Regions from separate parts of the Homo sapiens genome. Here all the other regions are linked to region 1. A link is a contact called in ENCODE Hi-C or POLR2A ChIA-PET data. All regions are on one chromosome and are shown on one strand. The core of a region is the stretch at or near the end of the contact, and the rest is flanking DNA. Distances in the headings are between cores, read along the strand shown. Region 1 overlaps MAMDC2 (MAM domain containing 2). Region 2 overlaps SMC5-DT (SMC5 divergent transcript). Region 3 has its middle 23 kb from the start of MAMDC2.

Region 1 (4,676 bases), core at 1,252-3,751:
TGGAAATTAACATTTTGTTTATTCCTTAAAAGAGCTTCTTCCCAGATTTCTTTCCCATCTATTTAAATGAGCCTTCTGTAAAAATCTAAATGGGGCTTAAATCAACCTCTTCAATGAAAATAGATTTTCTATGGCTTTAGGGAGTATTCTCATTTCTATAATTTTATTTCATCCTTCTAAATTGTGTGTGCTATGTGTTTGTTTATCTTCTTAATCATTTCTTTGCTACAAATTTTGAACAAAAGATTATAATAAAAGGAAAGTGAAAATACTTTAAAAGAGAAAAGATACTTAAAGGACATGTTCCATTTCCTTTTCAAAGAGGGAAGTTGTTCCTTTGGGAGTCCTGGAAAAGGAAGGTAGCGAATGTAAGGTGAAGCTGGGTGTGGACTGGATAAGGAAGGAGGATGGGATCCAGACACACCTGGCCATGAAGTGTGATGTTTATTGAAAATATTTCATCGGGGACACAATGGAGCCATCATGAAAATATTCCCCATTCCTAATCCGTCTTTCAATTTCCTATCCCATCCCACTTCTTTGAAAGGCTTGAAATGCTTTACTCTCCAATACCCACTGTCTGCTTGGAGTCCTTCCCTGTCAGCCAGTGGTTGAGGATGGAGCATGGGGGCTCTGAGTTCTCTCTTTAACAACTTCTTCCCAGCAGTTATCACCTCCTAAATCTGCCAGCATAGTTGCAGAATATAGGGCTAAAACCACAGGAGAAAAAGTGATTACTTTCAGAAACAGGACCACAAGTGCTACCACAAGCACTGAAGGTGGTGGTGGTTGGGATAGCAAGAGAAGAAAAGACAGCTGACTCTGAGCTTCTATCAGATGCCTTATTTACCTTGAAGTTTTGATGTATGAGTTTATGTGCACATGCGCATGCACACACATATATACACACACATTCTTCTAGTAAAGTCCGTAGTGAAATTGGTATCCAATAGCAATTAGCTGAGACTAACAATCCTGTTTTGCCTTAAGTGGCTGAACAGCTCCAGACTAATAGCTGAAATACTGAACCAAGGAAACATGATGTTTTGAAGTCTAACTCCCCTTCTTCCCCATATGTTGTGCAGATTTTAATAGAAGGTGTACTAGGACAGGGAAACACAGCCAGCATCGCACTATTTGAAATCAAGATGACAACCGGCTACTGTATTGGTAAGTGGGCTTCATTTTCATTAAATCAAATTGTGAATCTTTTTCTAAAAGTTACTGTTGCCAGAGGGAACTGAATCAATCCTAAAGACCAACTATTTTATAGAATGCACTGCATAATGCATACTGGTTTAAATTCTTTGCTAGATTCATTTGAATACTGTATGTTTTTTGTCTTTAGTGTGGGAAGGCTCATTAGAATCTGCCTGTACAGTCTGGATTAATGAAAGAAATATAGATGCAGGAACTGTAACTTCAGAGCTGCCACCTTAACCTCAACACATTCTGATTAAAATAATTTACAAATTGCTGGAAACTCAGCTTTTTGTAGCATGTGCCAGAAAAGCAGACATTGTATTACCTCCTTTCCCTTATTTCTCTCTTGGCACACCACGGCTCTCCTCTTAATAATCACAGTTGTCACTTAGATTTCACTTGAGCAGAGTTGGTTGGCTGTCTCTTATCTGCCAGCTTCCAAGAGGGCATAAAGAAAGGATAAACCCTGTCCTATGGTGGTTCAGTTCCTATTTGTCTACATTGAAGCTAGTTCTGCATATGGCAAATACTGCTGAGGAAGGACAAGCTGTGCAGTGGAGAGGCGCAGGGAGGAGGAGAGGAAATTGGAGAGGACTGAATAGGGACAGTGCACTGGAGCAGGAGTTTCAAGAAGGAGAAGAATTTAGTTAAGTGGAGGTGCAGGGTAGGAAGGCAAGGGTTCTCCATGGCCAGACCCCTGTGGGGAGAAAGAAACAGGGCAGGTTCAGGCAAAGGCAAGAGGCTGAGTAGGGTGTTTGAAGTGAGACCAGGACTGCTAAGGGAGTTTGTGATGGAAGAGTGTGGATGCAGGATGTGGAGCTTGGACCTGCTGAATCATGTGGGTCAGCCAGCAGGGGAGAAGTGTGCAGCTGCACTTTCAGATGACTCCAGCTGCCACGTGGAAAATGAGTTGGGTACAAAGAAAATGCATAGCAGGTGGGAAAACCCCTAGGAAGCAGCTGTGACATTACAGAGGGGGCATAATGAGGGTAATACTGAATTAGCAGTGGAATTGGAAAAAGGCAGTAGAATTGAGAGATTTTTCAGCACTGACAACTCTTGAAGGCTAAATGAATGTGACGGGGAAGAGAAAGGAGAGTCAAAGAATATTCTGAACGACAACAACAACAAAAAAGCCTTTGCTAATTCCCTTACGTTTCACTTGTCTGTTTTGACCTCAATGATATCTCTAGGGCAAGTGAAAGAAAACAGACCATTTTCTGAAGATACAGTGAGGCTCAGGCTCTTTTCCTTGAGCCTCCCGCTGGGCTTCCACCTGGCATCTGCACAGCTTGTGAACGACAGGGAAGTCAGACACCTCTGGTGGAGCGCCACCTGCTGGCTCAGTCAGCTTACTGAGCCTCAGCCTCTTGGCATCCGTAAAATGGGAATAAAAAGCTTCCCTCCTAGGATTCTTAGGAGGAGGAATATCCTGGTTATGAAAATAATTGGTATATACAGTGCTGGACATCCAAAACATGTTAATTGCCTTTCTTCAAATGATGTGGTGACTTCTGATTTGTTTAAAACAAAAGGATGCCAACACTTTTATCTTGTTAAACTCTATGATCACACTCTGACTTCTTTCTTTCTGGGTACTTTATCTGCCTCTCTCCATTGCTCATCTGTAAAATGAGGTTAGTAACAGTGCCTATGTCATGGGGCTGCTTTGAAGATTGAATAAGTTAATTTATGTAAAGTGCTCAGAATGGAGCCTGGCATATTGAGGAATATTTTGCTTTTTATTTTACTCTTAGGCAGCATTTGGCACTGAATGTTAGGGCATTGGCTAGCAGACACTGTGGTGGAAACATTGAAAATGAAAATCTTAGAAATGTTCAGTGCTTGCTAATGTAAAAACACATTGCTGACTACACCAGTCAAGATCCTGGCAGGAAGGAGGAAACAGAGGGTACAGTCAACCTGAGTAATTTGAGGGAAGCTCACTGAAGAGACCACAAAGGTGTGAGTGGTAAAGGAAGCCAGCAAGGAATAGCTCTGTGACCCAGGACTAGTAACAGTGATGATTCAGGAGCTGTTATCTTCTTTTGGTCTGAAAGGACAAGGGAGGAGGAGTTTCCAGTACCTGTAAACAATAGCTATTTGTCAAACAAGGGCTGCTTGACAAGACTTGCCAACTCATGGCGACCTGGCTGGGAGACTGCTGGGCAAGTAAACCCCTGATTTCATTCTCCTTCCACCCTCCATTGGTCGAATCCAACAGGGAGATGGAAGGCAGGGTAGCCCATTGATACAGTCCGGATAGGTCAACCTCTGCAGGACCTATCAGGTGGAGAAGAGCAACGTGGATCCGCAGGGGGCCAGTGGCCAGCACAATTATACTTCCTAGTTTAACTGTGTGATTATAAGGGTCAATGGAGGCATTAGCTTGTGGGTTTCTTGCTCCCTTTTAAGGAACAATTGTTGATGGAGACCAATATATCCATGCAAACATGCCAATGACACTAAGGGTAGAAGAGGGGGATCTGATTATCTTCTCTCTCTTCTCTACTCAGTAGCTGCAAAAGGGACCAGAACCTAGGATATATCTGCCCCACCTATTTTACCTGGGTTCTGATTTATAAGAAAAACAGGGAATTTTAGCATCTCAGACACATGTCCCTCAGCTCTGGGCAACTTGTTCATCATGAGAAGAGAAAGGAATGGAGGACTGGGCCAGTAGATTCAAGAAAGGGTTGTGGAAAAAATTTTCTAGAGCTACGAGCATAACCCTGAACAGCTCTTTGAGACAGAGGTGACTGATAAAAATAGCTGACTTGTACCAAGCACTGACCACATGCCTGGCACTATGCTGGGAGCTCTCCACACTTACAATAGCTCTGTGAAGTGGGAACATTGTCCCCATTTCACATATGGAGACACAGAGGCTACAAAAAGTGGTAAGTCATGCTCCAAGTGACATGGCTAATAAGTGGAAGGGCCATAATCCAAAGGGCCAATGATGAATTAGAATCTTGATTCATTACAGGATCTGTCTCTCTTCTTGGCCAAAATTGTGCAGGGGTCCTGGTAGAAAGGTTGCAGTGGGCAAAGGAAGAGAGAAACTTCTGAATATCTAAGAGCAAACTCTGTAGTAGGATGCGTGTACCCAGGTGTGACTGTGTCTCCATGAAGTGTTTTTGTTTCCCTTCCCCAGAATGTGACTTTGAAGAAAATCATCTCTGTGGCTTTGTGAACCGCTGGAATCCCAATGTGAACTGGTTTGTTGGAGGAGGAAGTATTCGGAATGTCCACTCCATTCTCCCACAGGATCACACCTTCAAGAGTGAACTGGGTGAGCTGGGATCAAATAGAGTCCTTTTCCCAGGATAAATTTTTCTGCTGTCTCCTCCCACTTCCTGCACTGACCTAGCTGTGGCTTCTGTCAACAGGGAAGAGAGGAGGGAGGAGGGTGAGTAGGAACTAAGTAGGAACCAGGAGGTGTGACAGAAGAGTAGGGAAGGATCTACAGT
Region 2 (4,676 bases), core at 1,065-3,564, 120 kb after region 1:
TATCCTAACAGCTGCTATGAAATTATAAAATTACCTAATAAAAATAATTTGAAAATCTTTTCACTAGCAATTAACTCATTTCTACATTATTTGTCTTTATCAGAGTATCTTCACTACAACACTGCAGATTCTAATTTGAATCTCTACTCTGCCACAACAAAATGCTTAAGCCTTTTTATTAGTGACATAAGCACTCTATACATTAATATAATAATTATTACTTTTTTCTCTTAATTTTCCCTTACCTCTTTTTACTCCACTGATACAATAATTTTTATAGCATGCTTTATTTCACATAGACAATCTCAATTTTTTATCTCATTAGAATGTAAACTCTATATCCTAACATGGAGTACAACATTTCTTGCTGTTTTGTTTACTTTTGTATTCTCAGTACCCAGAAAGTGTCTGGTATAGTAAGTGTGCAACAAAAAAATACTTGAATGAATGAATGTCTTTCCCACTTCTGTGAGATGGAAATATTTTAGCTCTTTCACAGATAAGGAAACAGAGTCTCAAAAGAGTGAAGAAATTACTCAAGATTTTGTATCTGTTAAATGGAGGAATTTAAGAGTCTGGTCTGATTCAAAGGCTCATACCTCTTTACTACTTTAGCCAAAAGTCCATTGTTTTCTTGAAGTTGGGAGGGTTTCCCACTCAAGAGTGTCCAAACTCATAAATTAATCTATTAAGAGCATTATCTTTCTGAATGCAAAGAAAACAAAAAATTCTCAGCTACACAAAATAAATATTCTGAAGTTTATGGAGAAAATAAAATTTTATAATAAAACAAAATTTTGCAAATGAAATTCTTTCTATTTATGATTAACTGCCTATAGTGGAGGAAATCCCTAAACAGAGCTGAAACATTGGGGAAGGAAGATTTCAAGATGTTGACCTATTCAGCTGCGTACTAGGCTAGGCATCATAATTCCTCCAAAGCATTATTCCTGTCCAGAGCTATCAATAAGAAGTGATATTGCCATTGATGATGTTAAATTTCAGGCAGGACCCTGTGGAGGTAATATTTTTTCCCAATCATATAAGCTTGACTGAAAACGGACTTTGCGATACTGTCTCAAACTACAAGAATACAAATTAAATATTTTTCTATAATAAAAATACTGTTATTTGCTGAATTACTGTATTTGCTGAATTAAGGAGTGAAGATTGCATATTCAGGACTCAACACAGTATCTGGTACCTAGTAAGGGGGTTATAATATGTGGTGAGTGAATAAAGTCATTCACCAGCCTCCTTGCTGGTAACATAAATCCATAGTAATAATCACAGCTAACATTTGTTGAATACTATTTTCAGACATTGTTCAAAGAGTCTGTTTCGCTGACACAGCTGTGTTTTTATCCTTACAAGGTCACCTCCTGAACGTGCCAGCTCTCCTACCAGCTCCATCCTCAATGTCAATTTACACTCTAGGCAAAGATTCCAAGTTTCCCTCTTTCAACAGGATTTATTGGCTACCAAAATTGCCTCTAAGGTTGCTAAACTGGGAATCCTACTAGGGATGCCAACTTTGGAAATTGGGGGAAAAGAGGGTGGGGGTTGGGGTACTGGATATTGGCTTAGAGCAGAAAAGGAGGTAATTCTTACCAGTTGTTGCTAAGAAACAACCTGAAGTTAATCTAAGAGAAAAAAAGGAGGTGGAAAGTGAGCTGCTTAACTCCCCTTCCCTCATTTATGCTTCTTCGACAAAATTCGATTGTTTGATGCTTCTTTTCCCTTTCCAAGTTGCCTTTGGCATTCATTTCAACTATATTTCACCTTCATTTTAACTATATTTCACATGGATGAATACATGGAAGGACAGTAAGCACATTATAGGTTTCTCAGGTTTAGAAATGCCCAGGGAGAAGAAATGCTAGCTAACAGATACTGCTTAACAATTTAAGCCCAGTGTTGGCTTTTATTGCAATTCTCAGCAGCACCTAAACACACAAGTGCTTCAAATAGAAATTGCTTTCTCACACAGATTGCCTTCTCTCCTATAATTTCCTGTCTAGGATGGAGATTATTTGTGTATAGAAGGGAGTGAAGGACTGAATACTGAGAAAATAGTGCCTGTGATGCAAGGTCTGGTTTAATATGGAGGAAGAAAAGGTTCAACAAAGATTTCTTGAGAAATCTATGCTCCAGGCATTGTACGGAGCATGGAGGTTACAAAAATGCTCACAGATTAGTGAGGGAGAGAGAGAGAAACCAGTCAACACAGTTCGGAGTGCTAAGTACAAAACGGCCATATGCCCAGGGTGCTATGGGAGGGCCTCTTGGGGGAATCTGACCTGGCAGGGCAGAGGCAGCCTCCTGGCTGCAGTCTAGGGAGAGCAGTGGAAAGCAGCAGTGCCCACTCGCACAGTGTCCCTGATGCCTTCATGTCTTCTCTCACACTCTGAGGGCTAAGACCTGGGCTCTGTGACTTCTTGGTCTCATGCCAGGGACTTGTGTGATTTAACCAGAACTGGAAAAAAAAAAAAAAAAAACCCTGAGTTTTTGTAACTAATAATTCTAATGACACTGCATTTTCAACATATGGATTACTATAAAGAGGTAATATGGCACAGTGATTAAGGACCCTGTTTCTGGATTTATGCTGTCTGTTTAAATCTCGGGTCTGCCACTTACAAGCTACGTGACTGAAGGCAAGTCATTTACACCCTCTCTGACTCCTTTTCTTAGTCTGCAAAATGGGGCAAAGACTTATTCCTGCTTCTTAGGTTGCTGCAAAGATTAAACGAGAATAATATGAGCACCTACAACAGTCTCAGACACACAGAAGCCATTCCAGTTTATAAGGTTTCAGTGAAATTTCAGATAAATATGGTGATTTTTATGTATTCTTTTTCTACGAAGGAATTGTGAGTTTACAGCGCCATCTTAAGGATAAAGCAAACATATAATCTTGTCATTTTATCATCTTTTTCTTTATTACTCACAGTACAACTCATTTTGACTAGTAGCTGGGTAATGCTTTCCCCTGTGTTCTTCCCACTCCACTTGCCCCTAGCAAAATCCCACTTGCCCCTAGCAAAATCCCACTTGCCCCTAGCAAAATGTACCATTGCTAAAGCTAACTTCTTGTTTATCTCCTCAAGAATGCTCACTTACTCAGTTTTGTACCCCCACTGCCTAGCATACTCAACAAAGATTTCTGGATTAAATAAACAAATGCTTAGTAAAAGCATTTCGTTTAGTACAAACATGCATGTAGGTTTCAAAAATCACAAGGAATATAATGGTGCTCTTTGATCCATCACAATTTCACTGGTCATTTTAATATATTTGTCTGGACATTACTCTCCCCAGATAATCCCAGCCTCTAACATTTCATAAACGAACCAGGCTGCACCGTGAATACTTGTATATTTAAAAATACACGGTGAATTCGAACCCAAATCAAAAACCCCACTGACTATTAAAAAAATATGGCAAGAAAGGGTGGGGGGAAATGGAAAACAGATACATAAAGGCAGGTGAGTGAAACATCACAATGTATACCTATTGATATCATATAAACATATTGCTTATTCAAAAAATTAACAAACATGGCAAGATTTATATGCTTAAGAACATGAAGGTATTCTATGTGGCAAAATAAATTATCTAAACGCTGCCCCATTCCCCTATATACATGTGTACACATACACACACAAGACAAAACATTTAAAAATTCTTGGTGAAATTTGACGACCTTTATTGTAAATGAATACCTAAGCTGGTAGGAAAGTAAGGGAAATGTCCAGACACCCTCTGCAACCCCTCCTCTGCTTTGAAAAAGAGAACTGAAAAGCAGAGATATAAGTACATAAGCTGACGCTATAGCTACCTGGAGGGAGGTTGTCAGTCTTGGTAACCTGGGGGCTTAGGCTCTTAAGCCATAAAGGGATCAGAAAAGAGCCTGCCAAGGGTGGGGAGGATAGAACAGAGACTTCACAAATAAGCCCAAGACTCTTGAAGAGCTACATTTTTACTAAAAGGGTAAATCCAGACAATAAAATAAAAATAGAAATCTTCCTTCAGCACAGGGAGATTGGTAGGATGCCAACTCTTCTCCATTTAGACTGTGGTATGGGGGATAGGAGTTCTTCCTTGAGAATTCCTAGTTATATTACACAAATTTAGAGTGCAAAATTACCCTGACCTCATGATCTGGGAATCCACAAGCTCAAAGTTTAATGTGAGAATATGTCCCTGGCCAGTGATATTCTTGGGGCACCTGGTTGAAATTAATATAAAATTCTTTAGGGGACTGTGCACTCAACCTAGGCTGTGCAGAGTTCACACATATAAAACTGCACTAAAGAAAGCTCACAATCCAAAACTACAGAACGTTTTGTGAAAGAATCCACTAACAGCAAAAATCAGCTGCTAAGAAACAGAAGAATTATATACCCAAGACTTCATAAGATGAAAATTGTTTGTAGACACTTTAAGTATTTTTTAAAATGATTAGAAAAAGATATAACGAAGCCAATACTCTATGAAAATGCAGATAGTTTTTGTTTTCATTTTTGTTTTTGTTTTGAGAGAGAGTCTTACTATGTTGCCCAGACTGGAGTACAGTGGCTATCCATAGGCACAATCATGGTGCACTATAGCCTGAAACTCTGGGCTTAAGTGATCCTCCTACCTCAGCCTTTCAAATAGCGGGGACTATAGGC
Region 3 (4,676 bases), core at 1,140-3,639, 90 kb before region 1:
AATGAGATGGTCTTGAAATATTACTGCTGTGTTATAGGCATAAATAGTGAGTTTCATTAGGTTTCTTGAGTCCCACTTGGATGGCATAGTAAATCTCAGAATAACTGTGCATGGTAAATAGATGAAGAGCTTTTTGGATATAATTAATTTGTTCTAACATACCTACTAGCTATCTTAACATTGCAGTTCTAACTCAGTCTCAAGCTACTTTAAGTACATAAAACAATTTAGAACTGTTACAGGGATTCTTCATGAGCCCAAAGGGTTACTACCTTAAAAAAAAAACTCTCCAGTTTGAGAGAGACATGAAGGTATCAATTAAATTCTTCCTTTACTTCACTAATATTCACTGTAATTTAGTTATCATCTCAGCTCTAACACCTGTCACCTAAAGTGCTATCACGCAGCATATTCACAATAAATCTAACTGAATCAAATCCTTCATGTTCTGTCCTAAATGATAGATTGTACTTTGTCAGTTCTTGGATGATTGTTCATTTAGGTGTAAATCCTGATGAACTCAAAGTTTTATGTGTAAATGTGTATTGGCACTGAGGTAGAAAGAGGGGTTTTTTGAAGTGTTAAGAATTCTCTTCTTCCTCAGGTACACTGATTATTCTTAGGTTTGGTTATTTAACGTAATCCCAGACTTCTTGGAGGCTTTGTTCATATTTTCTTATTCTTTTTTCCTTGTTTTTGTTGGATTGGGTTAATTTGAAGACTTTGTCTTTGAGCTCTGAATTTCTTTCATCTGCTTGTTCAATTCTATTGCTGAGACTTCCCAAAGCATTTCGCATTTCTAAAAGTGTGTCCAAAGTTTCCTGAATTTTTTATTGTTTTTTCTTTAAGCTATCTATTTCCATGAATATTTCTCCCTTCACTTCTTGTATCATTTTTTGGATTTCCTTGCATTGGGCTTCATCTTTCTCTGGTCCCTCCCTGATTAGCTTACTAACTTCCTGAATTCTTTTTCAGGTAAATCAGGGATTATTCTTGGCTTGGATCCATTGCTGGTGAACTAGTGTGATTTTGGGGGGGTATTGAAGAGCCTTGTTTTGTCACATTACCTGGGTTGGTTTTCTGGTTCCTTCTCATTTGGGTAGGCTCTGTCAGAGGGAAGGTCTAAGGCTGAAGGCTATTGTTCAGGTTCTTTTGTCTACAGGATGTTCCCTTGATGTAGTACTCTTCCCCTTTTCCTATGGATGTGACTTCCTGTGAGCTGAACTGCAGTGATTGCTGTCTCTCTTCTGGGTCTAGCCACCCAGTGAGTCTACCTGGCTCCAGGCTGGTACTGGGGGTTGTCGGCACAGAGTCCTATGATGTGAACCGTCTGTGGGTCTCTCAGCCATGAATACCAGCCTCTGTTCTGGTGGAGGTGGCAGAGGGTGCAATGGACTCCATGAGGGTCCTTACCTTTGCTGGTTTAATGCTCTATTTTTGTGCTGGTTGGCCTCCTGCCAGGAGGTGGTGCTTTCCAAAATCATCAGCTGTAGTAGTGTGGATAGGGACCCGCGGTGGGCATATCTGAGCTCAGACTCTCCCTGGGCGGTTCTTGCTGAGCCTGCTGTGGCAGATGGGGGTGAGATTTCCAGGTCCCTGGACTTGTGTACCTAGGAGGATTATGGCTGCCTCTGCTGAGTCATGCAGGTTATCAGGGAAATGGGGAAAAGCTGGCAGTCACAGGCCTCATCCAGCTCCCACACAAACCTCACTTTCACCATGCTCCCTGCAACAGCCCAGAGTCCAGGTAGAGGGCAATGGGCTTGAAAATTTGCCCGAGGCTATCCACCTCCCAGCTGCAAAAGAAAAGGACTTGGTTCTTCCCCGGCCTGTGAAGTCTGCACACTTGATTCGCACCCTCCTCCGAGGGCTTTTCCAGTGTTAAGGACCACATCATAGTTTCTCATTATTTTTCTGGGATTATATGGTTTTTGTGCTTCTGATTTATACCAGGAAGTGCCTTGGGCACCTGGAAGAAATCACTGAATTCTACTAAATTTTTCATTTGCTTATAAGGGCATCCTTTGCCCAAATAATTTTTTAATGCTAATTGGGCTATGCTCTTGGGAGTTGTTAAATCATCCAAGCTTATAGCAAAAATAAGAAGTTGGCTAACATGTATTGAATGTTTATTATGTGTTAGGCCTTCACTAAGTGCTTTATATACATTATCTCACTTCATTCTAGGAGACTGTGATTGTCACCATCTCTCATTGACAGAAGAAACTGAGGTTCAGTGAGGTTAAAGAACTGCTAAGTGGCGCAGCTGAGATTCGAACCCAGGCAGTCTGACGCCAAACCTTGCACTCTTGAAGCTATAATAACTTTACACCCAGTCAGCACCCCTCCCAGCAGGCTGGCCCAGAGCCAGTCAAGCTGAATGGACAAAGACTTGTTAATCATGAGAATTAATCATGTATTTCTCAGAGGAACAGACTGGGCATTCAGATGTCTCTTTGTTTTCTCTCTTTTCATTTTTGGAGTGACACCGTTGAAAGATATTTGGAACTCTTGAATGAAAAACACTTGGAACTTAAGCTTACTTTTTAGGAAAAAATAAAATCAGGGTATTTCCTTTCCATCACTACCATTCCAGTTCCTTTGGTCTGGAGTTTCCCTATGCATTCATTACTCAGAGCAGTTACTTTGAATTTGTCAGCACATTACAATGCAGTTATGCTCAAGAAATACGGCAGTTTTCCCCCACCACAAAGGCTGGATTTGTTTTGGTTTGTCATCAGTGTAAAACAAATTTCCCTTCAACAGGGTAATATAATAAAAAGCCACATAACTACAAAAGAAGATATAGTAAGTTAGACCTAGTCAGCACTATAATTCTTTCTTTCTAATTAATATTTCTGAAGTATCTGTAGCTGAAACAAGAAAGATAAATCACTAATATGACCCCAAAGTCTAAACAAAAGCTTATTGCCTTGGAGTATATTCATTTATTTTTGAAGCACATGTCAGATTTTAAAGGATGACCCTGTAAAAATATTTTAACTACTTAAAACATTAGCTGCAAAGCTGCCATTCTATCATCTTAAGTTAAATGCTGAATTAAACTAGAATTGCTTGTTGCCTTGTCTTTCCTGTAATGAAATTCATTAATGATGGTGTATTTATAGTTTATCTCGAAAAGGTTATCTTCTTTTGTATATTGCCCTCTTTTAATTAACTAAGGATGCTTGAAAAATAATTGAAGCCTAAAAGTCTTTCAGATAGATTTATTATTTTCCTGTTAAAGTAACAAGGTCACTTTTATTTAAAGGATCAAGTTAGCTTGCTTTACCTGCAAAGCAATCTGTAAATCATGCATTTGAGAGGTTCTTAGGAAGATACCTTTGAATTCAGGGTTGCAATTTAGTTGCGCTAAGATGAAGAAGATTGGGAAACAAAAACGGGAGTCTAGAGGTCTGGAAGACTGGCCCTCTTGCCCATTTGCTGAGTTATTTCCTCTCCTGAACATCAGATACCAATAAGTCACCAGGACAAGAGGCAAGATACGTAGGGTGGAGTTGCAGTGCAGCTGGGAATCAATGTGTTTGGACTTTTGAAAGCCGTAACATAGAACACTCTAACAGTTGTAAATAAAGTTCTAATTTTATTATTTGGATATTTTGTGTGCATCAATTGGACATTTGGTGATTCTTGCTCAACATATTGTTTTATAGATAGTCTATGTATTTGAAAGGAACAAAATGTCTGCCCTGGCTTTCTGCATACCATAATTTGCTTGACAGTGGTGAATTTGATGAATTTCCCAATACCTTGGTGAGGAAGCTATCATTTTCGTTGTAGAACCAGGGAAGCTAAAGAGCAGAGAGCTTAAGCGATTTGCTCAAGGTCAGTTGGAGATCAGGGAATATTTGGCTCCAAACTTCCTGTGCTAATTATTATTCAGTTGCTCTCTCTCTGATTTTTGCCCTTATTAATAACTGGTTTTTCTTTTTTTAGAATTGAAGAAAATAAATCTAAAAACCTTTCTAAAAGAAAACTAATTTTTGATATTTTTGTAGTCGATAAGCCCATTCGGCTATTCTTGATTCCAGGTTTCTTTTTTTTTTCTTTTCTTTTCTTTTTTTTTTTTTTTTGACAGGGTCTTGCTCTATTGCCCAGGCTGGAGTGCAATGGCATGATCTCAGCTCACTGCAACCTCTGCCTCCTGGGTTCAAGTGAGTCTCCTGCCTCAGCCTCCTGGGTAGCTGGGATTACAGGCACATGCCACCACACCCGGCTAATATTGATTTTTAGTAGAGATGGGTTTTCATCATGTTGGCCAGGCTGGTCTGGAACTCCTGACCTCAGGTGATCCGCCCTCCTCGGCCTCCCAAAGTGCTGGGATTACAGGTGTGAGACTCTGGCCGATTCCAGGTTTCCTAAATCTTTTTTTATTGCACTGAAATGGGGAGGCTTGAACATAGATGACTGTTATTCTAATGCCCAGACTTTCAATATGCTGTGCTGACCTTTGGTTGCAAGACTGTCTCTATGTTATCTGAATTCTTTGGGGTTCTACTCTCAACATTCAATTCTCATAACTCTGGTATAACCTGCCCCTTGCTGTGCAGTAGATCTTACACAAAAGATCTAATAAAAATCATTTTTTATTTTCTTTTTTCTTCTATCTCCCATCTAGAAAAACACCAAAGTACAGGGGTAATGAAATAAATTAT

Evidence for each region. Hi-C counts contacts between places; a loop is a spot of excess contacts on that map. ChIA-PET counts read pairs that join two places held with the same protein, here RNA polymerase II (POLR2A). Pooled maps may share reads with other maps.
Region 2: a loop to region 1 is called in a map of mammary epithelial cell, with 6 times the contacts of the local background. The contact joins two enhancer-like sites. A Hi-C loop is called at or near these places in 21 of 168 maps with a recorded cell type or tissue (A673, HCT116, HepG2 and 14 more) and 23 of 50 pooled maps. POLR2A ChIA-PET finds 5 or more read pairs at or near these places in 2 of 52 experiments (BJ and activated CD4-positive, alpha-beta T cell).
Region 3: a map of mammary epithelial cell shows a loop between it and region 1 (5-fold over the local background). The contact joins two enhancer-like sites. A Hi-C loop is called at or near these places in 3 of 168 maps with a recorded cell type or tissue (mammary epithelial cell, posterior vena cava and spleen) and 3 of 50 pooled maps. POLR2A ChIA-PET finds 5 or more read pairs at or near these places in 4 of 52 experiments (BJ, MCF 10A, PC-9 and 1 more).

Annotation. Positions count from the first base shown.
Region 1 is chr9:70,108,635-70,113,310 of GRCh38, forward strand. It overlaps MAMDC2 (MAM domain containing 2), which reads left to right. Exons shown (of 14, transcript NM_153267.5): 4 at 1,086-1,170; 5 at 4,361-4,498. Among named protein-coding and RNA genes, the nearest start is that of MAMDC2-AS1, 65 kb to the right of the region's middle. Within about 2 kb of position 2,502, at least 10 of the 41 ENCODE cell types and tissues checked have a DNase peak (open chromatin) inside an H3K27ac peak, as active enhancers do; they include PC-9, mammary epithelial cell and ovary, where a contact is called at or near this core.
Region 2 is chr9:70,226,914-70,231,589 of GRCh38, forward strand. SMC5-DT (SMC5 divergent transcript) reads right to left here. Exons shown (of 4, transcript NR_039990.1): 3 at 2,301-2,476. It overlaps MAMDC2 (MAM domain containing 2), which reads left to right. Exons shown (of 14, transcript NM_153267.5): 14 at 1-59. Among named protein-coding and RNA genes, the nearest start is that of SMC5-DT, 30 kb to the right of the region's middle. Within about 2 kb of position 2,315, at least 6 of the 41 ENCODE cell types and tissues checked have a DNase peak (open chromatin) inside an H3K27ac peak, as active enhancers do; they include ovary, where a contact is called at or near this core.
Region 3 is chr9:70,018,767-70,023,442 of GRCh38, forward strand. No RefSeq gene overlaps it. Among named protein-coding and RNA genes, the nearest start is that of MAMDC2, 23 kb to the right of the region's middle. Within about 2 kb of position 2,390, at least 5 of the 41 ENCODE cell types and tissues checked have a DNase peak (open chromatin) inside an H3K27ac peak, as active enhancers do; they include PC-9 and mammary epithelial cell, where a contact is called at or near this core.